Linked DNA regions of Homo sapiens: all the other regions are linked to region 3. Evidence: chromatin loops called from intact Hi-C (ENCODE). Cell type or tissue: heart right ventricle. All regions are shown on one strand. Links, peaks and the distances in the headings refer to the core of each region. The heading gives the core; the rest is flanking DNA.

Evidence for each region. Hi-C counts contacts between places; a loop is a spot of excess contacts. Peaks named below come from ENCODE experiments on the same cell type or tissue, not always from the same donor. Only the 100,000 strongest peaks of a DNase experiment are listed, where the experiment ranks them.
Region 1: it touches region 3 in a loop (2.1-fold over the local background); 23 of 110 quality-filtered maps call a loop at or near these places.
Region 2: it touches region 3 in a loop (9-fold over the local background); 25 of 110 quality-filtered maps call a loop at or near these places.
Region 4: it touches region 3 in a loop (2.7-fold over the local background); 7 of 110 quality-filtered maps call a loop at or near these places.

Annotation. Positions count from the first base shown.
Region 1 is chr3:134,637,323-134,644,726 of GRCh38, forward strand. It overlaps KY (kyphoscoliosis peptidase), which reads right to left. Exons shown (of 11, transcript NM_178554.6): 3 at 5,994-6,056. It also overlaps a transcript of CEP63 not described here. Among named protein-coding and RNA genes, the nearest start is that of KY, 10 kb to the right of the region's middle. RefSeq lists enhancers at 5,708-6,549, 6,807-7,404. In heart right ventricle, for the core only: a CTCF peak has its summit at 3,792 (motif pointing left); a DNase peak (open chromatin) is centred at 3,769; H3K27ac peaks cover 703 bases.
Region 2 is chr3:134,647,420-134,654,823 of GRCh38, forward strand. KY (kyphoscoliosis peptidase) reads right to left here and starts at 3,603. Exons shown (of 11, transcript NM_178554.6): 1 at 3,406-3,603; 2 at 16-78. The coding sequence starts at 3,541. It also overlaps a transcript of CEP63 not described here. In heart right ventricle, for the core only: a CTCF peak has its summit at 3,648; DNase peaks (open chromatin) are centred at 3,782 and 4,392; H3K4me3 peaks cover 2,239 bases; H3K27ac peaks cover 3,126 bases; H3K27me3 peaks cover 512 bases.
Region 3 is chr3:134,751,750-134,759,153 of GRCh38, forward strand. It overlaps a transcript of CEP63 not described here. Among named protein-coding and RNA genes, the nearest start is that of EPHB1, 40 kb to the right of the region's middle. In heart right ventricle, for the core only: CTCF peaks have their summits at 2,429, 2,635 and 3,596 (motif pointing left); no DNase peak of the experiment used is centred there; H3K27me3 peaks cover 298 bases.
Region 4 is chr3:134,694,469-134,701,872 of GRCh38, forward strand. It overlaps a transcript of CEP63 not described here. Among named protein-coding and RNA genes, the nearest start is that of KY, 47 kb to the left of the region's middle. In heart right ventricle, for the core only: a CTCF peak has its summit at 3,724; a DNase peak (open chromatin) is centred at 1,883; H3K27ac peaks cover 3,339 bases.

The sequences.
Region 1 (7,404 bases), core at 1,830-5,829, 110 kb before region 3:
CTTTTCCTTTTCACTTTCTCCACCTCAAACCCTCTGAGGTGTCTTTTAAAGTGAGTGCTAAGTGGTACTTGACTTCAAGATGCCTTGTGAAAAATGAATTGAGAAACATGTTCACTCTCTCCCCTCTCATAGGTCACAATACACAATGATCTGAGTAGTCCTGTAGTAAAGAACTCTATTTGACCCAGTACTATTTTGTCAAACACCATTTGGAAAATGCTGGACTGGAACAATCTCCATAAGCTTAGAGAAACTGCAAAAGTGAACAACTTATTGGCATAGGGTTCAACAACAAATCTCTTCCCCAAACTTCTCATAATGCCCAGGTACTTTCACACGCACATCTGACAGTCTTTGTTAATTTATCGCTTCAGGCAGCCACTTCCAATAAGTCACAGTTAATGAAAAACATGAAACTTGTTTGCCATCCTGCGTTACATGCCCTGAGCCATGTCTCTATGGGTATTAGCCATGTCCTACTTCAGCCATGTCTCTTTGTGAAAGAGTGATCAAGGTGAAAAACAAACTGCTGTTAAAGCCCCTCCAGGGCAGGGTGTTGAGGTGGGCTCATGTTCGGAGCACGGCCCTGGCCCAGATGCTCCAGCCATCACTATTCCTAATCCCTTCTCTCCTTTCTGTGATTCCTCTTCCCTCTTGGACAGGGGTCAATGTCCAATATTTTCCTGAATCCCACTTCCCGGTTCTCCCCCAAAGCTGTGCTGCTGCTTAGCATTCCCTCAAGGAAAACAGCCACTTTCTCGTCCTCCCTGATCTGCATGGGAGTGTGATTCCTGCTCTCACTTACTGTTGTGTGAGGGCACCACTGGGAGGCTTTGCTGGCTCCAGGAACTGGGCCTGGGCTGGACACGCTGTTTCAAGGGGAAAAGCATTCACAATATAGCTTTATGCTTCCTTAAGGCATGGAGTGGAGAGAGTTTGCTGGCTATGACGCTACTGGATCAAATAAAACTCTTAATTTAAGAAAAAATATTAGTGTGGCCAATCTCTAACAGAGAGTAGATCATTTGGAGTAAAATTCGCAGTCAGATCTAAACCCTAAGTACAGCCTAAGTACAGTACATTATTCCAATCTTGACTATTAACCACCACAACCAAACCTACAGGAGGCCTTTCCTGGGATTCCAGGCTGCCTGGCTGGCCTCTCTCATGCATCCCTCCCCAGCTCCACCAGTTGTCAACAAAATCACATTTCTGAAGCTGCAGCTTTGACCGTCTTAGTTAAGAGCATGTTAGAGATTATTTTCTGCTAATCTTGAGAACGGGCTCCCTGGCCCCTTTCCTAGACCCCGCCAGCTCTCCTTGCTTTTCCCTGCCTTCTCAGAAACAGAGCATACAGGCAAGCACAAGAATGTCCACATGCTTACTGCCCTGCCTTTCACCCAGTCAGGTTTCTTCCACCTGACAGCTGCTCTCCAGATCTCTTCAGGTTTCAATCAGGATTTATCTAAAGGCCTAATTGGCTCAGAACACCTAACGCAGTATGGCAAACAGGTTTCATGTTTTTCATTAACTCTGACTGATTGGAAGTGGCTGCCTGAAGGGATCAATTAACGAAGACTGTCAGGTGTGTGTGTGTGTGCATGTGCACATGCACACGGGTGTATATGTGTGTGGAGGGGTCATGGGATTCATGTGAAATACTTGCCATCATTGGTTTAAGGTGTTTGTTAACTTTTTCTATAACAGGTTGGCACATTTACAGCCTTTTTTTTTTTTCTACTTTGGAGTTTTTTTTTTTTTTTCCTGCAGTAGCTTAGAGTCAGGAAAACAGCTAAAGCATTGGTAGTTTAAAAAAAAATACCCTTAAAGAGTCCCTGGTTAGATATTCAACAGAGACATGCTGTGATTCCACCCAGGATGCAGTAGTCAGGAAGTGGAAAGCAGTGACATCCCAGGAATGAGCCTGCTAGATGGTGACAGGGACTGTCTAGCTCTGTAGAACATGATGGAACACCACCCTTAGGGGGTACTGCCAAACACAGCATGAAAACCCCACTCAGCAGCTCTCATTATGAGATGACAACCTAGTGTTCCAGAGCTCAGGGCTGTGACTGGGCATCTGCTGGTGTGCATGATGAAGGGCATCACTGGCAGCCCTGCCCATGGCTTCCATTAGGAACGGAAAACAAAGGACCATTCATGATTCCTTCTATGGGTTGGAGCTCCACAGGGAGGTCTGAGGTCTGGAAACATGGCAGTTTGACCCTAGTGCACACATCAAAGAAGACTACTCTACAAAGTGTTTGCATGGGGATAAGGGCTGATGACCTTGAGGACAGAAGCCTCAACAGAAAACTGACTCCTCAAGAATGTCCTTTGGGGTCAGGCATGGTGGCTTATGCCTGTAATCCCAGCACTTTGGGAAACTGAGACAGGGGGATTGCTTGAGCCCAGGGGTTTGAGACCATTCTGAGCAACATAGTGAGACCCCATCTCTACAAAAAACGAAAAAAAAAAAACCAGCCATGTGGTGGCACTCACCTGTGGTCCCAGCTACTCGGGAGGCTGAGGAAGGAGGATTGCTTGAGCCCAGGAGTTTGAGGCTGGAGTGAGCTATGATCGCACCTCTGCACTCCAACCTGGGCCACAGAGTGACACCCTGTCTCAAAAAAAAAAAAAAAAAAAAAAAAAAAAAGAAAGAATGTTCTTTGCAGGGGCTCCTTGTGATTACTCTCCTTACAAATTCATTCAACCCACACACCCACTACAGATCCATCTCCAAAGCCCCTTCCCATGACCCAAGATTCCAATGTTCCTTTGCCACCTGTTGCATAAAGTCTACCATTGAAAGAGAGGCTGAGGAGGAGAGAAAATGTTGAACCATTCCGAGCAATGAGTTCAGACTGAAATCTCAGACTGCACATTGAGGGTGGGGGTTGGGTGGGGGGTACTGCACCCAAATCAACACCACCAGATTGGTCCCTGTCCTGTATGGAAGAGACAGTATGGGGGAGTAGTTAAGCCCACCGCTTTCGAGAGCCCACAGACATGGGTTCAACTTCTGGGTCTGGTATGCGACTTCAGGCAAGTTATTTAAATATCTTTGAGCTTCCCTATCTGTAAAATGAGGATGATAACCTTCCACAAAAGGTGGTTGTGGAGATTAAATGAGGTGAGCCGTGAGAGGGGCTTAGCTTAATATCTGGCACACACCAAGTGTCCCACCTCTGGTCAACGCTATTACTGTGATAGAGCTTCCAAGAAGGCTTCTCTGGGGGCCGGTGTGGTTCGCAGAACAGAGCCCAAAGGTTGTCAAGGCTCATGAGATGAATAAGAAAGTGGCACATGGAGTAACGATTCCCTGGCCACAGCTTTCCAAAATGGCAGGTGCTGGCACCAACCTCAACAAAGCCAAATTTGAATTCATGTTTCTTTCCCAACCTGCTCTTCCTGCATCTCCCTCATCTTCATCCTCCCCATTGCTCAGGTCCCAAGCCTTGACTCCTCTCTTGTATACCCCAAATCCACACCATGGGGGAACCTCTCTTGCTGGATTATCACAATGCCTCTTAAGGGTTGTCTTGCTTCCAACCTTGCCCCCTCTGTTTATTCTCTACGCATTGGATGTCTACAACCATCTAATGGTTTCCAATCACACTCAGATTAGAAGCCTCCCAGGCCCTGCCAACTCTGCCCTGTGTCCTCTCTGGCTCTTCTGCTACCCCCACCTTGCCCATGCCCCTCTCTTCCTCTCCACAGCACAATTTCCTGCTCCTTGAACATGCAGACACGCTCCTGCCTGGGGGCCTTCACGCTCACTGCTCCCTCTGCTGGAAGCTCTTCCCCAGATACCCACATCATTTGCTCTTACCTCTTTCCTTGCTTAGATGTCACTTTCTCAGTGAGGCCTTTCTCACCTACTCCACTTTAAATTGTCCCCTGGGATAGGCTGAAGAATGGCCTTTAGAGATATCCATGCCAGAATCCCTGGAACCTGTGAATGTTACCTAATATGGTAAAGAGGACTATGTGGATGTGATTAAATTAAGGATCTCAAGATAGGGAGACCATCCTGATTATCTGGCTGGGCTCTGAATGCGACCACACATATCCTTAAACAAGGGAGCACAGGGAGAGTCAGCTATTTATAAGCAGAGAAGGCAATGTGACAATGGAAGCAGAGTTTGGAGTGAGGCAGCCACAAGCCATGGTGGGCCTGCAGCCTCTAGCAGCAGGAAGAGGCAAGGAATGAATGCACCCCTAGAGCCTCTAAAAAACGCTGGCCCGGCTGACACTTTGACTTTAGCCCGGTGAAACAGATTTTGGACTTCTGGGCTCCAGAAGTGTAAGAGAATAAATCTGCAGTATTTTAAGCCACCTCATTTGTGGAAATTTCCTGTAGCTGCTATAGGAAATGAATATACAACCCCGCACAGCCCCAGACCCCATACCCGCACACACCCCTTATCATCCTTCCTGCTTTACTTCCCCCTTATACCTTATCTGGCTCAGGGTGTTTGACTTGTCAGGATTGTCTGTGTCTCCTCACTAGGATGTCAGCTCCACAAGGACAGGGGCCTTTGTCTGTCTTCTTCACTAAGTGAGGTAAGTGGTGCTAATCCACTCTCATTATAGCCAGATATCTCTGAGTCCTTTTTTTTGTGTTGAGCCATGTGCAGTTGAGTTCATTTTAGAGAAGCAACAGGACAGAGCATGGGCTTGTCCTTGTAGTTCTCAGGGCTGGTGGCAGGTCCTGCTGGGCCCACAGAGGTCTCTAAGGCTGTCATAGAGCTGCATTCTCAGGAATTCTGGCTTAAAGGGACACTGGCCTGTACTGTGAGGAGAGCCAGCTCCCCCATGCTGGTAATCCCAGTTGGCTGGCCTTTCATCACTACCTGCCAGCGCCTTTCTATAGAGAAGCTTGTCCACCTGTATTTCAGAGAGCAATTCCCTGAGAGGCTCCAATCCTCCGGGGCCTCCAGAGTCCTCCTGTTTCATATGGGGCATGGGGGAAATCACTGCCTCTGAATTTGATCAGATAATTTCCTTATAGGTTAGGACATCAACTCTCAGAGCAAGCGTGATGAACTCTTATGGCTGAGCCTGTGAGAATACTCAGACACCAGGGCCCAGTATTTAATGCACAGCAGTTAACCAAGGTGGGCGTGAGAGTCTCTAACCTGGCCTCCTGTCACCATTGCTGTGGGGCCCTCCTGTCTCTATCTTGTCGTGTGCTCAGATCCAGTCAACTGTAGTCAGTGATGCCCTTGCCTGCCTTCCCCGAGTCCCCAGAGCCTGTCCCCAAAAAGTGAGGACTCCCAATGAAGGTGCCTCTCACTCTGCCTTGCTGTGGCAAACTCACTGGGTGGGATGCCCTGGGAAGGCTCAGTCTCAGCAGGAGAGGCCGAAGAACTGCTATTGGTCAGGACAAGGGAGGGCTTGGATGCCATGAGCCAGAGGGAGGGAGGCTGGTTTCCAGGGGAGATGAGGAAGCAGAGATGTGTGAAGGTTAACAGCTGAGGCCTTGCTGGGGCTCAGACTGCCCAGCTCTGACTCTTGCTGGCCATGTGATCTTGAACACATGACAGCCTTTCCAAGCCTCAGTTTACTCATCTGTAATTTGAGGATGGTAAAGAGGAGTACCTGTCAAACAGGGTTGCTGTGAAGCTTAATTTACATGAGAATAAGTGCATAAGTGGCTTGGCAGGGTGTCTGGCACATAGTTAGCATTCAACAAATGTTGAATGTTGAATAGTGATGACAGTAATAGTGATGATGATGACAGCAGCGTGCTCTGAGGCCCATGGGCTTTATTTCTTGATCTCATGGTGAGGGGAAGACTGAGACTGTGCAGCCTCTTGCTGCTTCCCATGAGACGCAGGGAGAGGAAAAGGGTTTTCCAACACCCATGGGAGCAGAGAGGACCCTGCTCCCCATAGTCTGAGCTCCACATCCTGGGCTGTCGCTGGCCAGAGCATCAGGTCTGGGCACACCTCTGCAGGGGAGGTCACGGCTAGCGGCGAATCACTTACCTTGGCTGTTGTAGGAAGTGATGACCTGGGGCTGCTGAGGGTGCTGCTTCTCCACCAAGTTTTCTATTTAAGGAAGACAGAGAGGCCTGCAGTGACCACTGGGGAATTTTCCCCAGGCAGAGCAAAGAGCTGTATGTGTTTGCGGGAAAGGTGGGCTGGCGGGGGCCAAGCACATCCCCAGGCCTAAATGTGTGCACACCCTCACAGTGTGCACATGTGCAAACCAGCACGACACTGTGCATGGAGACAAATGCCTGGAAGCCCCTGTGCACACACCCCTTGTGCCTCTTAGCAGGTGCCAGCACAGGCTGGGTTTCTTCTGGAACAGGCTACCAGTCTTCCATGGTCTTTGTAGCCATAACTCCCAACTTTGGTGTCACCAGGCACAGTTTCAAAAGCACTGCATACACAGATGCCTCATTGATCTTCACACATTTCTGTGGAGCAGGCTGGGAGGTTCTGACCTGGGACTTGAACCTCAGGTCTTCTGACTCCCAGTTGAGTCTCCTGCTTCTTTTTTTTTTTTTTTGAGACGGAGTCTCGCTCTGTCACCCAGGGTGAAGTGCAGTGGCGCGATCTCTGCTCACTGCAAGCTCCGCCTCCTGGGTTCGTGCCATTCTCCTGCCTCCACCTCCGGAGCAGCTGGGACTACAGGTGCCCGCCACCACACTGGCTAATTTTTTGTATTTTTAGTAGAGACGGGGTTTCACCATGTTAGCCAGGATGGTCTCGATCTCCTGACCTTGTGATTCACCCGCCTCAGCCTCCCAAAGTGCTGGGATTATAGGCGTGAGCCACCGCGCCCGGCCGAGCCTCCTGCTTCTTAATGAGAAGAACAGGGGGCCAGCCTGCCTCCTACCCCAGCCTAGGAGACGGGATGATGTGTAGTTTGGTTCTGTTTCACAAACATTTGCAGGGCATGCACGCTACACACGTTCTCTCCACATGCAGGGATATTTCTGTCCCTGGGACACAGAGTTGTCCTCAGAGCCTAGTGGGGTCAGGCTGCCATGGAGTGATGCCTAGTTCCTGCCATAGGCCAAGAAGCGGGAGCTCACAGGCTTACTTGCCCTCCCAGGGGAAGCATGACCTTTCCTCCCTTCTTTACAGCTGCTGCTGTGGCCTGCTGTTACTGAAGCTGCCCTTGAACCTCTGCTTCAGAGGGGTGGGGGGAAGGCTGGGCAAGGGGAGGATGGTGGCAGCTGGAGGTTCCCCCACCACTACCACTCTGGCCTGCCATCTTCTCTCTATAGCTTCCTGCTGGCTTGCAGTGGGCTTGTCACTGGAAGTGACCAATGGGACCAGTGCCTTAGTCTGGAAACAAGTATGCCTCTGGGGCATTGGCCTGAACAGGTGCATTTAGATGATTCTTCTTGTGCAGATCAGCCGCTCAGTGGTTCCCGTGCCTGGG
Region 2 (7,404 bases), core at 1,452-5,451, 100 kb before region 3:
AAAAAGAGAATTTACCGTGAAAGTCATTTCCTTCTAATTTCTGCCATCTTCGGACTCCATTTCCAACACCTTGGAATCCTGCAAAATAACAAGCTTCTCTGAGGTGGGAGACTCAGGGCAAAAGAGTGATGTACCAGTTGCAGACTTATCTAGGTTATGGTAGAGCAGGTGGATCTTGGCTCTCTTGGAATCTGAGAGAGGCTACCCATGAATAAGATGCCCTTGAGGGAATGAATGCAACTCTCAAAATTCAAAACATTTAAAAACTGTTAAAACAGTTTTCAAGGGCAGCAGGGTTGGTTATCAGGGTCATTTAGGGAGAATTTTTGTAGTACAGATGCCCATTTTCCACTTCCACCTCTCCACTGCATACATATGAAAGCATTATTTTAGAAGTCATTTGCTATCCACATTGCCTGCCTATTTCTGTATGTGGTGAATCACCCACTTTTAGAGTCTTGATATAGAGTGGGGGGAGTGGGCTAAGACCGTCAATCCCAATGGGAATGGAAAATGACAGTTGCCAGTTCTCTTGGCCTCCCTTGCAGCTAGAGGGTAAACACGTATGGCCTAGCCATGGCCAATCTGATGTACCTGTGTTTCACTCTGCCTTGGGACCTGGTGATGCAACAGGGAAGGGAAGGAAAGCTCTCGCTCTGGCTGCGGCTGCAAGTGGTAGCCGCAAGGTCGAGTTCCTGGCACAGCATGGGGATACGTTCTGGCAGCGGGAGCTGCTGCAATAAAATTGAGATCCTGGCGCGGAAGGAGTATTCAGTGCTCCTTGGTGGCCGAGGAGGTTTCCTCACTAGACCAGCTCGTTGGTGCTGCTTACGGTACTGTTCCTGGAAGCTCAGCCTTGAGTCTTATTCTCCAGCCCTCTCAACCACTCAGGGGCCGCCACTCTCTTCTTAACACCCTTCTTTTCTGCAGAGCCCCCCATAGCCAGTGCCAGTGACTTACCACTTGGAACCCTCATGACACACCTATGGAGTAGAATACACAAACCACATAGACTTTTGGGATAAGACCTAAGACTTCAAAGCTCATTGGGTCTTGCCCCAGGCAGCTATAGGCTATATCCTCTACTGCTGCAGGAGTATATGCACTCTACTTTCTGATAGGAGTTGAGGGCTTTCAGGCACGTTTTGGAGAAGCACTGTTCTAGGGAAATGACTGGGAGGCTGCTAGGGCCTTACAGAAATGGGAGAGAACATCTGCTGGCTCTGCAGCCCAAATTCCTAGTGACCTAGCCTGTCCACACTCTCCTTGCCTTCTTGTCCCCCTGACTCTTTTCTTCCAGCAGAAGGGCCACTTCCAGCAGAAGGCCCTTCCAGCAGAAGGGCCACTCGTTACGGATTACTCCATCCTCTGCATTGCAACAATAATTGAGCTTTGATCTTTTCTGACATGGAGCCTAGGCCCTCTTTTATATAACCAAGGAAGATCCACTCTCCAGTGGAGGATCTGGAGTGTGGAGGAGAAAGGAGGAGATACCTGGAAGTGAGCAAGAGTTTGTTTTATATCTTGCACCCATGGGAGGCTTTGGAACAAGCTGGTCTTATTGGGCATTTTCCTCCCTTAGGCTGTTTTTCGAGGAAAGGGTCTGCAGGCTGGCTTTGCCTGGGGTCTCCTGAATATCATCTCTGCCCACCAGGCATCAAAAGCCATGCACTTTTCCTCTTCTCTGCTCTGGTTGTGAATAAGTGACACAGATCTCTACACTGTCATTCATAGCATCGGTGAGAAACGGCCATCAGAAAAATATTTGGAGAAAAAGTTCAGCAGAAAGGGCCCAGCCATTAGGGGTCTTTTTTTCTCTGTCATAGTCACTAGTGTGCATACATGAGTCTGGAGCCATGGCGAGTTTGTGCTAGGTGTTGGGCACCTCTCAGGGCAGTCCTGATGCCTGGTGTTTCCTGGGCTTCTCTGCATTCTTTGCCCTTTCTAGTGTCAGAGCCTTTAGAAGTGATGTGATCAGAGAGGATTGGGAGTAGGGGACTCGTGGGCTGACCTGGAACTAGGCCTCGCCACACACTGGAGAAGGCATTCTGGACTGTGGTACATGTATTCAGAGCAGTCTCATTTCTATCAAGAAGTTGATGCCCTCTGTTGACTTTCTAACTACAAATACCCTGGGCAGGCCATTTCCCCTTCTCCCAAGAGTAGGTCTGATAACTAAAGAGCCAACGAATCCAAACAACTCCTGCTTCAGTCAGGAATCAGCCCTGAGACTAGAGCGCCTGTCAACATACTCAGCCCTCTAGATTCTGTTTCTTTCCCCTGCCTGCCTTCCCAAGAGGTTCCCAGGGCTCTGGAGGCAGCTCCAGCCTATGTGGCTGGTAGTGGCAAGGCCATCCACAGCAGCATTACTTAAGCAAGGCAGGTGGAAGGTGGATGTTCAATGAGCACAGAGGCTCTGGGGACAGAAGAACCAAGGGCAGAGCAGCAGCAGGAATTCCAAGGAGCTCCAGAGCTGGAGGGGAGGAGAGAGGCAGAAGTCATTCTCCTGCATGGGCTGTCAGGCCTAACTCCTAAAGAACTGGCCCGCAGTCCGCCTAGTGCATCCTCACACCAGCCTCGGAGACAGCTTGCCATCCAGGACCCTGAGGTTCTCTGGCTTTTCAGGGGCTTATTTAACCTCCATTATCATCCCTCTGTACTCCATTCACATTGTGTTCTGTCGTCTGGAGAACAGAGAGGCCCGGATCCTGCTTTCCACAATCACTCTATAAACAGTCACTTTATTTTACCAATCTACAACTTACAAATTTACCCAGAAAGTGTGTAGGACAAGTAAAATTGATGGATAAGTTCAAGTGGAGACAGCAGGTTTCAAATCTTACCCTATCCAAACCTGCGTTCCTTTTACGCCTTTCATGCCTTCCATCTATAGGAGGCTGGGAGAAAGTCTCAAGAAAGGAGAAACTGAGGCTGTAAATTGTGCAAGGCCACACAGGGAGCTCCCCATCTAAAAGTCTGACTCAGCCCAAAGGTTTCCCAGCGTCCCCTGTGCCCTGCAGTGTGCTGTGGGGGGGAGCAGGCCTCTGCTACCCATGAGTCAGCCCTGAGGCTCTGGCCGCCTTCCTCCAGGGTATCTTCCAATCTTGCTCTACACCCGTTAGGGAGTGGCTGGGAGGAAAAAGACTCCCAGGGGTGACGGAAGCACCCACAGGCCTGCACAGGGAGTGAAACTGGGGCAATCACGGGGCTGCGCGTTGCCACGGGACTGCGCGTTGCCACGGGACGCCGGTGCCACTGCGGGGAAGCGACGGCAGCCATGGGGGAGAGGGTCGGGTTCGCTGACCTCGTTCGGGGGAGCAATGGGCGCCCCCCGGCGGGCAGGCCCTTGTGGCAAGGAGGCCAAGGTGCCGGGGGACCCGGGGACCCGGGTCGGGCGCGCGTTACCTCCTCCGCGCTGCAGCAGCGAGCTCGGGTTCGCCTGCTGGTCTGAGAGCGTACCCTGTGCGGCGCGCCGCTTCTCCGAGTGCACGATCAGCAGCATGTCGATAGATACAGCGTTGATGTCCTTCTTCAGCTCCATGATGCCGCCTCCTTTCCGACCTGGGCGCCGCGGCCGCACGCTAGGCTGCTTGCGCTGCAAATGGCCCCGTGCGCGCAGCTGCCCCACACGGGAGAGGGCGAGGGCGCGGAAGAGGGCGCTCCCCCGCCGCTGGAGCCGCAGGGCGCTGCTTTTCGCTGACTCTGCCAAACACGCCATTAGGGCCCGCCTGGGAGGGCGCTACCCTAATGAAGCGGCTCTAAGTCACCTTTGAAAGGAAATCCCCGGGCCCAAGCCTTGACCTGCACCGGGGCCATAGTCAGCAGGGGCGGCCGGTCCAGAGCCTCCCTCCCTGCGCCCCTGCCTCCCGCCCGGTGCACTTGAAGCGCTGGTCCTGGGCTCCAGGGCTTCTCTGGCTGAGCGCTGCCTCATCCCCACGGTCTCCGGAGGGTTCTCGAGAGGGCTGGAGCCGACCTCCCACGAGAAGCCCCTGGCAAATACAGAAATCGCACAGTGCTGTCAACATTGAGAGTAGATTCAGGAAAAGGAAAGACAGCAAAGGGGCTCCAGATTGAATTGCAAGATGTGCAGAGATTGTCCAAGTTTTGGCCTCGACCTCACTCCTTCCCTGGGTTGGTTTTGGAGGTTGACAGCTCTCTCTCCCTAGGAGGGAGTTGGGTGGGGTGTTGGAGTCAGGAGCTCCCCCCAGTTACGGCCCCTGTAGAACTTGGAACATGCCCATTGAGTATCAAGCTAACGATCCTCTTTGATCTGAAACGAAAGTCTTAAAGTCTCGGTTCGTTCTAGAAGCCTGGCTCCTGCCCTGTGGGGAAGGAGGGAGGGGGAGAGGAGGAGGCTGGGGCACAGGGAGCTGGACCTGAGAAGCCTTCTATTTTTAGCCCGGCCTGGCCTGCCCAGCCAACAGCAGCAGGGGTTTGGCTGTAGGTCTCAGGAGTGTTTACATAGGCTTCTGCCTGGTACCCCTGGGCACTACGGGCCCACCCTGCTGGGGGCGTTCCCCTAATTCGAGTTTCTACTGTTAATAAATGCACCCCCACATGGAGGCCTTTGCTCTGGGAGCCCTCCCCGCATTGGAGTGTATGGACCCCACCTTGTAGCATGGTCCTGAGAGTTCCCAGATCCTCCTTGGAGCAGCCTGTGTCACACAGACTGCATTCCAGTACCAGCTCCATCACTTCCTGGCTGTGTGACCTTGGACCAGCCATTTTCCCTCCACCTTCTCACCCTTATCACTGGGTTGATAAAAATTTCTCACATGGCTGTTGTGAGAATGGCATGAATGTAAGGCGCCTGGTGTATAGAAAGTGGTCTTCATATGGTAGCTGTCATTCTTACTTCATTTTAAGGGTGAGGAAAGGGAAAGATGGAGTGACAAGTGACTGATGGAGCAGAGAAGCAGGAGAGATGTCACAGCCACACTCTGAGATTCTGAAGGTCTTCCTCCAATAACAGTGGCTCAGAGTTTGGTTCCGTGTAAAGGCTGTTGTCTTATTGCATTACCAGCGCCCCCCCCCACCACCCCACCCCCTGACTCACCCACTGGGCATCTGATGGAAGGAGAGGTTGTTGGCTTCCAGTAATGTTGAACTGGAGTCCCTAGAGAGCTGAGGCCATAGACAGGCAAGTGGAGATGGCTGACTTCCAAGGCAGGTTTCCTTCTGCTAAAGTGAGTCTTGTCCTGTCTGTATGTGTGCAGGTACACACACACACACACACACGCGCGCGCGCACACCTGGGAGGCTGGCTAACACTTACTCTCTATGTGGCTGGGGAAGTAAGAACTATGCATTATGCAAAGCTCTTGGGGTGTTGGAGATTGCTGAGGCAGATCTCAGGTCCCAGAGTCCCCCCAACTACCCTGGGCCAGTCAGTGTTGTCTAACTCCTTCAAGTGTCAGGTTGTCTGAAGTGCTGAAATCAACTAGAAGCCTGTGTACAGCACCCTTGGTTGCCGGATGGGTCTGAGTGTTGGTGATGGTGGGGGGAGCTGAAGTCCCCTTTCCTTACACTTGCATTCCCATCTCCCAACCCTTGCTCTCCTGCTGGAAAGTGTCATTGCTAGGAACTCGCAAACTCTGGTGCCCCCTCCCAGAACTGCCTCTGGAGAAGGATATTCTGACCTGGGAATGTGCTGCCAGGGGTCTGGGGAAATGGTGTGGAGGCCTCCTGTCTCTCTGCTATGTCTGAAGACAGCTTCGGAGCAGGGCCTCTCATCCTTGGCGCTATTGACATTTTGAGCCAGATAATTCTCTTTGGTGGGGCTTTCCTGTACACTGTGGGATGTCTAGCAGCATCCCTGGCCTCTACGCATTAGATGCCAATCACATTCACTTCCCTATTGTGAGAACTTAGAATGTCTCCAGACATTGACCAATGTTTCCTTTGGAAAGAATTGCAGTGTGAACACCGCTTTGGAGCAAACTCCTGAAATTGGAGTCACCTCGACTGCTCTGGGAGATGCTGCTGCCCCTGGATCCTGATGGTGCCTGACACCTAGACCCTCTTCTCAGAGGTTTACCCATGGCCATCAGTCCAACAGCCTAGCTTCTGGGGCCTGCCAGGAGCATAGATGAGATGCTCTTCTTAATGCCAACTCTATTCCCATCCTTGGCCTGGGTTGACTTAGCTGCTTCCCCTCTTCCCCACTATCCATTCTTGGGCTGAGAGGGAGACACCATGGGGAAGGTGATGTGGCTGAAGGCATTTGGATGTATCAGGAAAGGGGAAGGAGAGACAAGAGAACACTGAGGTGGCTGGGATATCATTCAAGTAGAGGCTGTATCCCTTCTGCTCAAATCCTCCCTCCAGCTGCTCACACAATCAACGGGACAAATAACAGAACGCTCAGCCTGCAAATCTCCAGACCCATCTCTTCCTTTTTCCCTACCAAACCCACACATGCTTCAACAGAAACCATGTCCTCTACACCCCAAACACACCATACTAGCCCCTCCATCCTGCTACCATCTTGAATAAAAAAGATGCAAGGCTCTCTGTATTCCGACCTAAATAATTAATCTGCATCCTTGTCTTAGTAGCTGACAAACCAGGGGCTTTCTCCATTCTTGAGCAAAACTTTATTTTAATCAAAATGAGTGGGAATTCCAGGATACAGAAAGACAAAGGACAGTCAAAATAGTTGTATTGTCACCTTTGTCAAATTCAACACTTAGACACATCCAGCTGTCAGCAGCCCTGCATCCGATACTCCTCTGCTAGAAGGTGAGATTTGTCAGTTGTCTGAATGGTTCTGGGCCCTGAGTTGGTTCTGCTGTCTTGGAGATAAGGAGGGTTCACCAGGGGCAGGGCTTGCTCCTGGCAGTTGAAGCTGTCACCAGAGAGGAGTGTGTTTTGACCCCCACTGTTTTCCCTCAGAAATGGTAGTTTTGCTGGGACCATCAGTCATAGCTGTTTTTACCACTCTTGGGATTCCAAGAGGCAAGTTTCTCTCTTCTCTATAGAGATAGAGTAAGTAAGCCAATGCAATAAAGGCTTTTGGCAGGGAATTTTCTCCATTGATGACGTGGGGAAGAGGCACACAGAGAGTTCTGTGAGTTGGTGAAGAGTAACAGACCAAGTTCCAGTCTCCTAACTCCCTCAGCCTACCCTGAGATGAGTGAATCCTTACATGGGATACTGGATACCTTTCCCAGAAACCTTTCCTCAGCCAGTGTAGGCTTCCCATGGCCTCTTGACTGGCCTGGCTTAGCTTGATTCTGCTTCTGAGCCTTTGCTATTGCTATGATTTCTGCCTGGAAAACCCCTTTGGACTTCCCTGGCAAGTACAGTTTAAGCATCCTTCAAGACCCTGTGGGGAGGGTCTCATGAATGTGGTTTCACAGTTGGAGGGCGGGTATAGAAGGAACTGGAGCCATTCCCTCCCCT
Region 3 (7,404 bases), core at 2,078-6,077:
TTATGCGTCTTACTTTACTGAGCCCTTAACATTTTCCCAGGCACTGTTCTAAGCACTTTCCATTATTCAATAATCCCAACAACTCTATAAGACTCCATGAAAATCCTCATTTTCCAGAAAGGGAAAAAAAAGTCTGGGCTCCCTCAGCACTTCTTATAGTCCACAAAGACAGAGCTCATTGGTTTTATTGGAGTTGTGTTTCTGGCTGCGTTCCTAGAAGATGGAGCTCCTTGTGGGCAGGGACGGGGCTTTCCTCACTACTCCCCTGGGCCTGACTCAAGCCAGCAGGCTTGCCCAGCATGTGTTGAGGGTGGATGGACTTCCTGAACTAGTGCTTTACAGTGAGCAGAGAAGAGGGCCAAGAGGGACATCTTGAGAACCCCAGCACTTAAAGGGCAAGAAGTAAAAAGCATAATCAATAAAAGAGACCAAGAAAGACTACTTGAAGGGGCAAGAGGGAACCAGAGAGAACCCAAGAGTAGATGTTTTTGGGTGAGTTAACCCATCTCCAGAACACTCTGCATATGGACATTTGGGAGGACTTCCCAGGATGACAGAGGCCTTACCAGGTGTGGCCATTACCACAACCAGCCCTGTGCCTGAGGAAAGTGTCCAACACATATGAGCTGCGTGCATGATACATGACTGACCTCCCTGTCAAGGAGAGGGAAGCCCGAGGAGGATTGGCTGGGCTGGGCATGTTCCAGCCTCATTTCTCCTGCTTTGCCCTCTCTCTCTTGCACCCTCATTTCGCAGCGGTGGACAGCAGCCAACTCCTCCTGCAGGAAATTACCAATGGGATGTCAGATGATTACATACATAGACAGCACACTCATTTATCCCCCTTGCAAATAATTAATTACAATAATAAAAAGAAGACAGAAAAGATGTCAGCTGTGCTCCCCTTCCCTGACACCGAGTGGGCAAAGCCAGGACAAGGGAGAGGTACAGGTGCACGGGACCAGCAATTGTAGAAGAAAAGCACCTTATCCGGGGAGAAAATTACATGAGGTCTCATTAATACCATTAAAATTCAGGGCTGACAAGTGAGGGCTCCTTGGTAATTGCCTATGGCCACACTGGACCCTGAACTGTTTGAAGCCACTGTGTCTCCTCCTCCCCCTGCTTCAGCTTGCTGGTGACCTGCTCTGCCCCACTCTCTGCCTACCGCTTCCAGGCTCTACCACTGCCCGGGCATGATATGGGTCTGGTGGCCAGGAGCCTGGCAGAAACACAGCTGCTGAGAAGAAAGGGCCTCTGGGGAGTTCAGGCACGAAGTGGGCACGAAGGTCATAGGCAGATGGGGATCTGTGTTTTCATCTTTTTTTTTCTCTGTCCTCAAGTGTGGGTGTCTGTGCATGAGCAATTACTCGAGCCCATGATCCTGGAGAATGGTCTTTCTCACTATGTTTCTGCCTGTCTATCAGTGGGTGTCTGGCTGTCTGCCTCTGTATGGTCTTTCTAAGCTGAGCTCTATATACAGACCGTGTCTACTCGTTCTCTTTGCATCTGTCACCACTCTATTTAGAGTTTCTCCTCTATATTTATCCTAGCTCTCTTTCCCTCTTATTGTCTCCCTGCGGTCAGTGCCTGCCTCCATGGGGATTTGTCATTGACTCCTGGGCCTTCCCAGCAAGCACTATATGGGCCGAAAGTGCACAAATGCCATCCCTCTGATGGCCCACATGCTGCAGGTCTTGTGACACATAGTGAGCTAAGGACCCTTGGTCTCCATAGACCTCTGGAGCTGGAAAACTGGCATAAAGACAGCAACAGCCACCAGGGCCAGGGCCCATCACCTAGAGCATAAGACAAGCAAGCACCTCATGATTTCCAGAGTCTTTGCTCCCCTGACTTAGCCTATCATGGTAGGAAAACATACACAGTCACATTCCAATGGTCAGGCACTAATCTCAGGCTGGGAGTTTGCAGGTAAGTTTTCCAGCCCATCCTCATAATGCGCCTTGGAGGTAGATAATTCTGACGCATGCACTTTTTCAAATGAGGAAAGAAAAGTTCAGAGAGGTGGGGTAACTTACCTGAGGACACAGAGCTAGACAGAACAGAGTTCTCTAGGCTCAGCATCCACACTCCTGACCGTTTTGCAATACTGCCTCAGTGCATAGAAGTGTGGGACACAAACGTGTAAGCCACACACTAGTGTGTGCATCTTGTGAGTATCTGTGAGGTTTGTGCTTGCACGTGGGGGTTCTATGCATGTGTGTTGCTCTTGTGTTTTAAGATCTGGCTCCTCTTTTCAGGAAGTTCCTGTGGACAATGTACAATGTCCCTTTATACATTGTTCAGTCTTTGCCAAAAATATGATGAAATGGCATCCCTGAGCCCAAAGGACCTTCCTGGTGAATGGCCCCTGCTGGGGTGGAGCACATTCCCTCCTGCCTTGGCTTGGCTGCATCACACACACGGTGATGGGGCTACACACACCACCAGCAGGCGAAGTGGTGCCATAGCCTCAGGGACTCTCTTCCTTGTCCTCCAATGCCCTGAGGCTGTCTGGCTAGGCCAAGCAACCATGAGAGCAGTGGGGCTAATGCTCAGAGACCCTGGGCTGCCCATATTCGCCCGCCAGGAATCTACTCAGAAGGCCAGCATTTTCTTCTGGGGTTTTGGTAGATGATGCAGCTCATCTTGTCAACACAATGGCTGCCCAGTGTGAGGAGGGTCTCCTCTTGCTTCACAACTCCCTTCCTTTATCAGACAGGAACACATGCATTGAGGGGATGCTGTCTGGGCTTATGGTGATGCTCAAGGCCTCAGGATGCCTTGCCTGATGATTTTCAAGCTGTACTTGAGACTCTCGGCTTCTCCAAGAGGTGCCTCAGTGGCTGCTCAAAACTGGGGTCAGGAGGGTGGGTGTCCGAGGGACACTCAGAAGTTGGGAGTGTGTCTACCCTCCTCTAACTAGGGCAGCTCTGATTTTCTGTGTTCTACAAAGTGAGATTTCTTTTAAGAGTTCAGTTAGTCCAGCACCCAAATGTATGCCATACTTTTGTCTTCTTAAAAAGGGCTCCAGACGCCACGCCCCCATCTGCTCCACTCCTAACCATGACTCCTAGATAGAGACAGGCAAGCATTTAGCTCCTTCCCCCTAGCCCAATGAGTAAATGGGAAACAGACCTCCAGAGGGCTAGGAGGGACATTTGGGGGTCTCATGGACAAGTCTAACAGGACTTTCCCTATCTCAGCTGCACCCTGGGCTCCCTCTTCACTGCAGGTATCTTGGCCAAGACATGTGGGTCCCTGGGCAGCTGGGCTTCATGTCTTGGGGGTCCTTACTAAAGGTAGCAGTGCTAAAGCCACAGGAGTCATTAGGTCATTCTGACTTCAGAGGAAGGGTGCTGGGCCATGTTGTCTCTGAGAGCTGATTTATGGAGGATACAGCAGGTACAAAGAAGGGAGATGGGAGCACTTCAACATTCACCTATCTGGTAGCTCCTTCCAGAGGCCAGAGCCCTGAACCCTGAGCCCTGAGCCCTGAGCCCTGAGCCCTGAGCCCCTGGAGGCCCTGGAGCTCCCAGCCAGGAGAAGGGGCAGAGCCCTGTGTTCACCCAGAGCTGACCTCTAGTGGAGAGTCTGTGAATGGCGCCACAGCTCTCAGGTGATCAGCATCTCCGATCCCAGAGAGCATCTCCAGGGGGCTCAGCTGGAGATAAGGGGTGAGTCTACCACATTATATGCACAGGGCACTTTGGCTCTAGGGTGACTGCAAGGCTCCTCCTTGGCTGATTTGGCCTCTGAGCAGGAGAAATCACCCTACTTTGTTTGTTCATTGTGCCAGCTGCTTGAGGCTGGGGCATCTCCACACCAGAGGGCTTTCTCCAGCCTTGCTCAAGGTGCCTCTTCTGGACTGGGGCTCAGTCTCAGCTTCTTTCCCCATCCCTCTTTCAGCCTGGCTCCTTTCTGTGGAGAAGATCCTGAGAGGAACCACAACTTGGTAAGTCCCCTGCGTAGCCTGGATACCTGTTGCTAAGCAATTATAAGTTAAATACTCACCTGGTCCTCTTGAGTGTTTGATGGCAGAAAGAGCTGTGAGAACTGACTGGTGCTTTGAGTTTTCCAAAAGCAATGCTTAGGTAACCAGTGACTGATGAAACAACACAAAATAATACTCATACTTTGCCCCTGAGGGATGGTGTCAGAGGGGTTTCCACCTGGTTTGAAGAAAGGCTCACACGGGTCCACAGCATGACCTGAGCCCCATCCAGGGGACAAGGGAAGCTTTATTTAGTCCCTGCCAGGAAGCTGGAGCCAGAGGGGCTGGAGGCAGGTTGTATAGAGGAGCTTCTGGCAGTAATTGAGCCCTTTGTGCTGGGAACTTGCCCAGCCCGAGCAGGGCACTCTCCATGTGGCACCCCAGGAACACTTCAGTATTTTGGGTCTAAATGGCATCTTATAACAGAACTTCTGGACTTCTATGTTGTAGCCTTCCTGAGTTCAGGTTAAGATTGGAGACAATTCCCTATGGCCTTTGTGTAGAGATCATTCCCGAAGGGACTCCCCATAGAGAGCTGGGAAACTTTCATCTTAGCACTGTACTTTTGGCAAGGTGTTGGGGAGGCCCCTAAATAGTTATGAAGGGTATCCTTTTTTTGAGACAGGGTCTCACTCTGTTGCCCAGGCAGGAATGCAGTGATATGATTACAGTTCAATGAAACCTCGACCTCCTGGGCTTAAGCGATTCTCCCACTTCAGCCTCCCAAGTAGCTGGGGGTAGCTAAGACTGCAGGTGTGTGCCACCACACCTGGATAGTTTTTGTATTTTTTTTAGACATGGGGTTTTGACATGTTGCCCAGGCTGGTCTCAAACTCCTGGGCTCAAGTGATCTGCCCACCTTGGCCTCCCAAAGTGCTAGGATTACAGGCGTGAGCCACTGCTCCCAGCCCCAAAGTATCCTTATTGACAGCCTCGTGAGGGGAGTCTAGTCCTAGGTGTGCAGGGATGGAGGGCTGCTATCTAATACATTTGAGAAACCAGTACAGTGTGGGGTCTGGAAACCAGTCCTGCCCTGACAGGCTGAAGGTCCAGCTGAACCTGAAGAAGAGGAGACTCCAGGGATGGGGGCACCTGTCACATCTGAAGGGCTGTCACACATCTTGTTTTTCCAGCTCCAAAAGGGAGACCAGGGCTAGTAGGAGAAACTGCTATATGGGCCCAGAATGTGTTCAACGGCAGAGAATCTTGTAGCAATCATAGACCCTGCACATGTCTGGGTCTCTGAGCCAGATGGAAATAGGGACCCAGTGGACTCCAATGTCTGTCCTGCTCTCAGGTTCTGAGCCTCTAAAGCACAGACCACCATGTTCCCATGGAGATATCAAGCAAGCAGATGCTTTCCTTTTTCATCTTTTGCATGAAGGACCAGCTGCTTACCCACAGCCACTGATGATTCTGTGACCAGGAGGACACACAGGATGCAGCAAATGCCATCCTTAGGGCAAAACTGGATGCTAGGGAGCACCAGGGTTTGTGGCTGAGCATATCACTTCCCAGGAAAGAATCAGGGTTTTGTTAAGGAGTAAAAGGAGAATGGATAGTGGGTAGGCAACCAGCAATATTTGCCAGAGTCCTTAAAGCTTATCTTGCTCAAACTCCCATTTCACAGACAAGCAAAATGAGTTACATAAATAATTTCATGGTCAAACAGTTAGACTCTGGGCTAAAACTCAGAACTCTGGACTCTCAGGACAAGGTTGTTTTATCAATACTGCAATTCAGTAATACTTATTAAATATGGACAGGATTTGATGATTGGCAGAATATTGGAGGTAGGAGTAGAAAAAGAGGAATCAAGAATTACTCCAAAATTTTCCATCCTAAAGACAGAAAAAATGTACAAAGTTAGGAAAGAGATGAGAAGTAACTGAGTTTAAGTCAGATGTGCACATGCATGTATAGGAGATTGTGGGGAGACACACTGGGAGTGAGGGGCTAGGGGCCCTTGGGGGGTGGTGCATGGTGCAGAATTGTAACTGACGAGTCTGGTTGGAAGGCAAACCTTGGGGGTCCCCACCAAAGGTAGTGGTGCTAAAGCCATAGGAGTCATTAGGTCTGCAGGAGACAGTGTTAGGGAGGAGCAAAGTTCTGAGCACTTCCATGTGCCCCTCCGTGGAGGGGAATTTGGGGGGAATGGAAAGCAGAGAAGGTGCAGCCAGGTGGAAGGAGGGGCATCAGGATGGCAGAGATGATCTAGTGGGGAATACAGTGAAAGGTTTGGAAACCACAAAGTGTTTATCAGAATCTACTTGTTACCTCTCCTGAAAATCATCACGATGATGTATCTAAGGTGCCCACCCTGCTTCTGATAGAACTGATAATTATTATGCCTGTTACACGCTTCTATCACATATAACCATGTATTTGAAGCCTGGCTTGTAAACGGCACAATTGCAAACTCCAAGTGTAAACTCCAGGACTGTAACAACTCTGATTGTAAGTGCCATGAGGTTAGGAACTGGGTCTCTTTTTCTCGGCTCATACAGTACATATGCAGTAAATATTCATTGAATAAATGAATGATTCATCTTGCAATTACTTTTAGCCTCTGGACTTCTCAATGGCAGGGGCCCATGTCTTGATTTGTCAGTAGCCAACATAATGCCTGGCACAAAGACAGCCCTTAGGGTGTTGTAGTCGTTTACTGTGGCTGTTGTAACAAAAGCCCGAAAACTGGATGGCTTTACAGCAACATTTGCTCTCTCACTGTTCTGCAGACTAGATGGTCTCAGCCGCCCAGAAGGTATGCGGGGTGGGTGTTCTTCGGTTCACACATGAGAAACCTAAGTAAGGCCTAAGGAGTGAAGCCAAGGCCACTTAGCCATTTAACATTTTGCAGGTATTTATTGATTATCTCCTGATCTAGGGCTGCTGAATCTTTGTTCAGGGACACTTAAACTCCCCTCAGATTGGCCCTGATCTAAGATAGTCACTTCAAGTTCACACCTCAGGACCTTCCTGAGGGTTCACTTCCTATGAGAACTGCCCTTAGCAACTTGAGTTGAGATCTGTGGGTGTCCAGAATTCATTTCTGTGGTACGCTAAATAATGGCCTCGCCAAAGATGTCCATATCCTAATCCCTGGAACCTGTGCATGTGTTACCTCCCATGGTAAAAGGGACTCTGCAGATGTGATTCAGTTAATTATTGTGAGATGGTGAGATTACTCTGAATTACCTAGGTGGTCTGATGTAATCACGAGGGTCCTTATAAAAGGGAGGCAGGAAGGTCAGACAGAAAAGATGCTAACTTGCTGGCTTTGAAAGCAGAAGAAGGGACCAAAAGCCAGGAATGCAGGTGGCCTGTAGTCGCTGGAGAGGGCAAGGAAACAGATTCTCCCCTAGAGCCTTCAGAAGGAATGCAGCTCTGCTTACGCCTTGGTTTTAGAC
Region 4 (7,404 bases), core at 1,768-5,767, 58 kb before region 3:
TCTTCACTCTTCTTCATTCCAGCATCAACAAGGATGTTTGTCTGTGCCTGTTTGTCTGGAATGTTTGTCTGTGCCTGGGCCTGTGCTGGGTGTGAGGGACATAACAAGTGTGTCACTGTCCTCCAGGGCTCCAGCCTAGGACAAGGAACAGGCTCACAAGCCAGATGCCAGGGGCTGCTGCTTCACTGCATTCTTTCTCACAGAGCCCTTTTCAAGGATTCAGTATTGAGTGTGGTCTCATTTTGCTCTTCTTTTCAGCATTCAGCTCCCCCTTCATTTCTTTCACTGAGGCTCCACAGGGTTCTGACACCCTGCAACCTAGACAATAAACAAGTTTTTCTTTCTCAGCATGTCAGGCAAATTAGCACTTCACAAGGTTTGGTTGCCACAGATAGAGAACCAAGCGTTTGCTGTGTGGGTGTGTGCACATGTGTGGGCACGTGTGTTTGTATTTGTGTGTGTGCATGTAAGGGTTTCCAGCACATTGTGGTGTGGAAGATGGCTGGACAAGACCAGGGTCTTGAGGGAAAGTGATGTAAATAGCAATTGTGAAGCAGGTTCTTGCAAAGATGAGTTAGTCAAGCTCCTGACCAGATAGCACAGGGATCTGAAATACCAAAAAGTTCCAGGTCAGCCGGCCGGGACCTGCCTGAGCTGTGCGGGGTAGGAGGTGGGAGGGACTGGGCTCTCTGTGCTGCGGGTGTCATTGCAAAGTCAAGAGCCACTAATGGAAATAACCACTGGGGCATGATTTTTCATGTCCTGATTCCAATCACAGACCTGTCATCCAAGAAGAATATTGAAGGGGAAATCCCATTTCCTTTGAAACCAAATGTTCCCCACAGAAGCCAAAGGCTTGTAGAAACAACTCTGATTGGAAAGACTTGAGCATACATTGCCTGGCTTCTCGAGTAAGAGGTGGCAACACTCATCATTTATTGAGAGATGAGTTTACAGAGAGATGGGGCCTGCCCATACATGGTGATGACCTTTCTTGCTTCCTTGCATCAGAGACCCGACTCACAGGAGGACACTGTGGCCCATCTGGTCTCTGTGAGCAGACGGAGATGGATCCTGGCAGGTGACGGCTATGCCACATGTGCTGGCTGTGGTGGTGAAGCTGGGCAGAGGCACAGCAGTAAGGTCTTATAGACTCCCGGAAGGAAAGAAGGGGCTCTGGACCGTACCCAGAGAAAGGCGTAATGGCTGGTGCACATGCCTCTCTACTTCTGTAACTCACCTGCGCCTAGGAAACTGATTAGAGGGCAGTGGGCATGATGGCCCGAGCACTGGAGGTAGGGCCAAGCAACCGAGGTCTCCTTCCTGGTCTGCCTGTGTGGCTTGTGAACACAGATGGCTGATAGCTATGGTTCAAAGTGCTTATGTGTACTAACTCAGTGAATCCTCACTACAATCTGGGGACATAGTCCCAGTGGTATCTCCATTTTACACTGGTGAAAACTGAGGCTCAGACAGGTTAAGTAGAACAACTTGCCTAAGGACACATAGCTAGTGAGTGCCCCCGGGCTTTTCACCACCCTGGTGTACTTCTCCCTTGCCCATCAGACATTGCTTTCCACCTTGTCTGCCTAATAAGACAAACACCTGGTTAGGCTCTTTTAGAGACACAGAGGAGCGTGTCATGTGGCTGAAGTTAGTCTACCTTGCCACCCTTAATATATGAAAATGGCCTGGCAATGTCTGGTTCCAAGGGGAATATGTGAAAGGCAGACATGTCGCTGTGGGCAGTGTTTTACTCACTCTCTAAGCGTGACTTGCCCTTGAATTGCCGCCTTCATCTTCTTTTGCTTGTGCATTCTCTGCCTGGGACAAGCTCTGTACTATGGCAAAAATCATCACTCACATGGTGTCACCAGCAGGGAGTGCTGGGTTAAGGGCAGCTCCTGCAAAATGTCTCAGGGCTGTTGGTTGACAGTGAGTGTAACAGGAGCCAACAGTGCCTGTTGTACTTCTGGACAAGACCAAGCCTTGTGCTGCTCAGACTACATGCGGCATCCTGAGTCTGATTCTGGGTATCATGTTTTTAAACAATAACTTTTCTTTGTGTGAATTAGAAGTAGTATATGATCACTGTGGAATATTGAAGAAATGCAGACAAAATGAGAAAGAATGATTGCCCATAGTACCATCAACTAAGCATTGGTGGTATTATGGTGGGAACTGTTCACCTTTAAGGGTGTTTCCATGCCCACGTGTGTGTGTGTATATGTGTAAGTGTGTGCAAGAGGGTATGCGTGTGTATAATATTGAGTATTCAAACATGTATATTGCTTTTTTCCTTACTTGTCAAAAAGATAGTGTTTTATGATTATACAATATTCCATCATGATATGGATGTGACATACTTTATGTGTCCACTTTCCCATTATTGCATAATAAATGCTAATAATTCAGGAGGGAATTGTAAGAGCAAAACTTGGCTCTTCCAGATATTTATGTGATCATTTCCTTAGGATACATTTCAGGAAGTCAGATCATGGAAGTAAAACTATGAACGTTGTTAAGTTACTTGACATACATTGCTAAAGCACCAGCCCTTCTTCAAGGAGCTTTGACACAATAGAACCTGTCCAGGGGTGAGTGATTGGTCTGGTCAAGATACCAACTCCCTTGAGGAATTATTGAGAGTGGGAAAAGGGAGGTGGTGTGAACACAGCAGCTATCTTCAAATGTTTGAAGGGCTCTCCTGTGAGACAGGGAATGGATTTCTTAAGAATGCCACATACAGTAAAACTAGCATCAAGGACAGATGTGTAGAGGGAGTAGCATCTCAGCCTAACATAAAGAAGAACTTTTTTTTTGAAGAGATAAGCTTAGTGTTGGGTGGAGGCTTTGTCATAACACTGTGGGATAAAACTTGACAGGGTGTTTTCGATGGCAAGACATACACACACTGCCCTCTCAAGCAGGGGCAGACCCTCTGGCATTTAGTTTTGGGCACGTGGCTTTCTGAAAACATGCATGTAGATGGGCTGTGTACAGGTCCTACAACAGAATCCCACTTTAGAAAGAGGTATGGGGAGATGGAAGTGTTTGGAGGACTACACCTTCCATGGCATTCCTATGAGACACAGTCTTCAAAGGTGCTGGAGTGTTCCCAGCACTCATGCTCTTTGCTCGGCCCTCTTCCCTCATGATTGTACCCACACCTGCACACACACTGCTCACAGGCCTAAGCTAATGGGCCTCAGCTTATGGGCGGCAGATTTGCTTCTTTCAGTAATGCCTGCTGATTCCCACGTTCGTGTCAACTGTGTTGAGCTTTTGAGGCCTGTTCTTATCATTAGCACTTAGCTTTTTCTTCTCATTTCCCAGTCATTTTTGTAAAATGACAAGAGTAACCGACAGTAAACTATTCAACCACTTGGGAAAATCAAGGAGTATGAAACTGATGGGCTGGGAGTGGAGCTCCAGCTGGCTGGCAGGCGGGGCCTGGAGCAGAATGTGGGTTGTCCTCTGATGCACACATGTCCCTCCGTTAGGACACGAGTGTCAGATGCACAGCATGAACATACAGGTTGTCCAGACATGGAAGACTGCGTGCACAGTCTTGCCATTCTGCTCAGGGTGTCTGATGGGATGGTGGAGACATGGGCAGATACCCCGCCAACCTGACACCCCACGGCACAGCATGGATGGCACACTTTCCAACTGCTTCACCTTCAGCAGCTCTTATCAGTATTTGTTTTCAAACCAGCAAGTTGTGTATCCGTGCAGAGATTCCCAAAGCAGCTAGGCTGCAGTGGAGATCAGCTCTAGGGCTTGGTAGGATAGCCAAATATAGGTACCTGGACAGCTGACTCTGGAAAGTTCTACAGAGCTGGCAAAGGGGCATGCCAAGCAGCACTTCAGTAGAGCCAGAGACCAATAAATGGGATCTTTCATCAGATAGGCTAGATTCTCTGGCTTCTGAGTGAAGGGGGGCGGGATGTGAGCAAAAGCAAAGGCTGCCAGTGAGGGCATGGAGGGGCTGCCGTCTCCATCCTCCACCTCCAGGGCCAATTTCCATAGAGATGGGATTGGGAGGCCAGGAATGACCTGCCAAGAATGCAGTCTCTTGCTGGAAGTTTGCAGCTGCTGCCTGTCAGGCAGAGATTATTGAGAGGTGGCTCCAAACTGCTGCTAAAGCCTCACGCTCTGGAGAATAGGGTGCTGAGCTAACTCCAGGGTGGAGTGGGGAGCAGGTACATGACCTCAGGCTGCCCTCGCCCACACCTTGTCTCCAGGTAGTCTGATACTGCTCTCTCCTTTCTCAGGCTACCTCCATCAATGTCTCCCATGAAAAGACTTTCTATGTCTTTGTATTTTAACACAGGGTGAGCACTTCATTCATCCATCGTTTCACACACCACTGGGATGTATACAGTATTCCAGGCACTGTATGAGGTTCTGAGCTGGATGGGCACATCACCAGCTAGCTCTTCTTCAGCACGTCCTGAATAGATCTTTTTCCAAAGTGGATGGTTCTTTGCTCCAATGAGGCTGTACTTCATTGGAGAGGAAATACTGAGGCCTCTCACTACTTGGAGAGGGCTGAGTGGGCTTGCTTGGGGCTCTAGCCAGTGGGCTGGGGCCAAATTCAGACTCAGGTAGATGAGGTATTTTATCTGAAGGGGGCCCAGAGCAGGAAATGTCTCAGGAGAGTGTGGACTGCCCTGGATAAACATATCTGTCCTAATCACCTCTGTATCCCCTGTGCCTAGCACCATTTTAACACATTATGTGCTTAAACAGTTGTTAAATGAATGACTAAAGTCCAGTCCTTAGAAAGCAGCAGGGTCAAACCCGGAGTCACCAAGCTGGATGGATCGGTCCTGGGATGAGAGGAGCTGCAAACTGTAGGGCACGCTGTGGCCTGGAAGTTGGGAGGGGACAGGATTGACAGAAAGGTGCCACCATAGGTGGAAAAGAGAGTGCGCTATCCAAGCCCCAGGTGAACACACAAGCGGCTAGCCTTGGGCAAGACAGAAGCAGGAAGCATTTTGCTCCTCCTCACAGTACAATTTCTGTCAGGAGAGGCAGGGCTGAAGCATACAGGACAGACTGTCTCTTGGCAAACACTTTGTTCTTGGCTTCTGAAACACCAGCTTTTCCTGGCCTCCCTACACTCTGATGGCTGCTCCTTGTCTGTCTGCCTTGTCGTCCTCACGGTTCTATGTGGGAATGTCTCTGACCTGGTCCCTCCTGTACACATCACAATCACTCTCTCGGCTATCCAATCTCAGCTCATAATTTCAAGCTTTCAAGGATGGATTTCTATCTCCAACCTTGACTGTCATCCTGGGCTGCAGACTTGTCATGCTTGACAACTTCATGTGGATCATTAACAGATGTCTTAATCATGACTTGTCCAGAAGAACACTTTTTCCTTCTTTGTCCTCCCTGGTGAACCCCATGCTTTGCCACTAATTGTTCCCAGCCCTGATGCTCAGTAAATAGCTCCAGAACTGACTGAGTCAAGGCTGGGCTCGTGGTGAGGCCATGAGATGCCAAGGGCACATGTCAAGAGGCTCTCACTTTCAGGGGTCCGCTCTGAACTTGCATGATGCCAAGAGTGAGCGCCTCCTTACATGTTGTGCCCTTGGTGGCTGGCTTGTGCCACCCTAGTGCTCACTCTGCCTGTACTGAGTTCCTCCAACCCAATGCCTAGAAACTATATTTTGATTCTTCTGATTTTTTTCACTGCCAATATTCAGTCCTTCAGGAAGTTCTGCTGACTCTGTCTTCCAAACATTGCGAACATATCCTGTCCTCTCCACTTCCATTCCTGCCGCGCTGGCCCTGGCGCTCAACAGCTCTCCCCTGAACCACTTAATGGGTTCCCAGTGCTACCCATGTCCTCCTCCAATCTATTCTTCACACAGCAGCCAGAAATTCAATTTTTATTTTTATAAAAGTAATACATGGGCATAGTTTAAAAAGACAAATAGTCCTATAAGGCTTATAATGAAAAACAGCAGGTTCCTATCCCACCCCTCCTCAGTCACAATTCACACTTCCCAGAGGTGAACGCTTTCAATAATTTTGGCAGTTTCTACCACCCTTATACTGTTAGCATTTGATTTTTAGGTTTTTAGTTATTTTTTTTTTACTGAATTCCAACCACGGAATAAGAAGATTTATCTTCCTTATCATCCTCCTCCATCACACAGACATTTCCCAGTAACATCTTTCCAATACAGTCATATCACAGATTAGATCAAACCCCTAGTCCAGGTGCAGTTGCTTGTTTGTGTGGGATGGGGAGGGAGATGAAGGTCTCACTGTCTCTTAGGTTGATCTTCACCCCACTCCCCTGTTTTCAGCCCCACTTGCCCCCTGCCTTCAGAGCCTTCCATTCTTACAGTTACAGGTTTGCAGCAGAAACCAGCTCCTTCTTGGCTCCCCTCCCATCAGAGGTGTGTTGCTCTCCCTTGGCTGGTCTGCCAGTTTGCTTGTCCTTGTCTGCCTGCTTTCCATAGTACATTTCGCTCATGCATCTTGTTTGCTGTCATCTTCCTCCATTGTTTTTCTCCCTATGAGTTAGTTCTGCTTTTATATGTTTTTTTGTGTGTGTCATTTTGTTGGGGTTTGAAGAGGACACATGTGTTCAATCCACCATGAGCAACTGGAAGCCCAGGTAGAGCATTTGTGCTTGGCATACAGTGCCCCAACATATACATACATACATTATATACATACATACATACATTATATATATATACACACACATATATACGTATATATGTGTGTATATATACGTATATATACACACATATATACATATACACATATATACATATACACACATATATACGTATATATGTGTATATATACGTATATATGTGTATATATACATATACACACACATATACGTATATATGTGTATATATACATATACACACACATATATACGTATATATGTGTATATATACATATACACACATATATATACGTATATATGTGTATATATACATATATATGTGTATATATACATACACACACACACATATATATATACATACACATTATATATATTTAAAAAACTTCTTTCTTTCTTGAATGATTGAGTAAAATACTATGGACATCAAGGGTATTCAAGAGTGACAAGAATAATAAGAGCCATATATAACAAACCCATGGCCAGTATCATACTGAATGGGCAAAAGCTGGAAGCATTCCCCTTGAAAAATGGCACAAGACAAGGATGCCCTTTCTCACCACTCCTATTCAACATAGTATTGGAAGTCCTGGCCAGGGCAATCAGGCAAGAGAAAGAAATAAGGGGTGTTCAAATAGCAAGAGAGGAAATCAAACTATCTTTGTTTGCAGATGACATAATCCTATATCTAGAAAACCCCATCATCTCAGCCCAAAAGCTTCTTAAGCTGATAAGCAACTTCA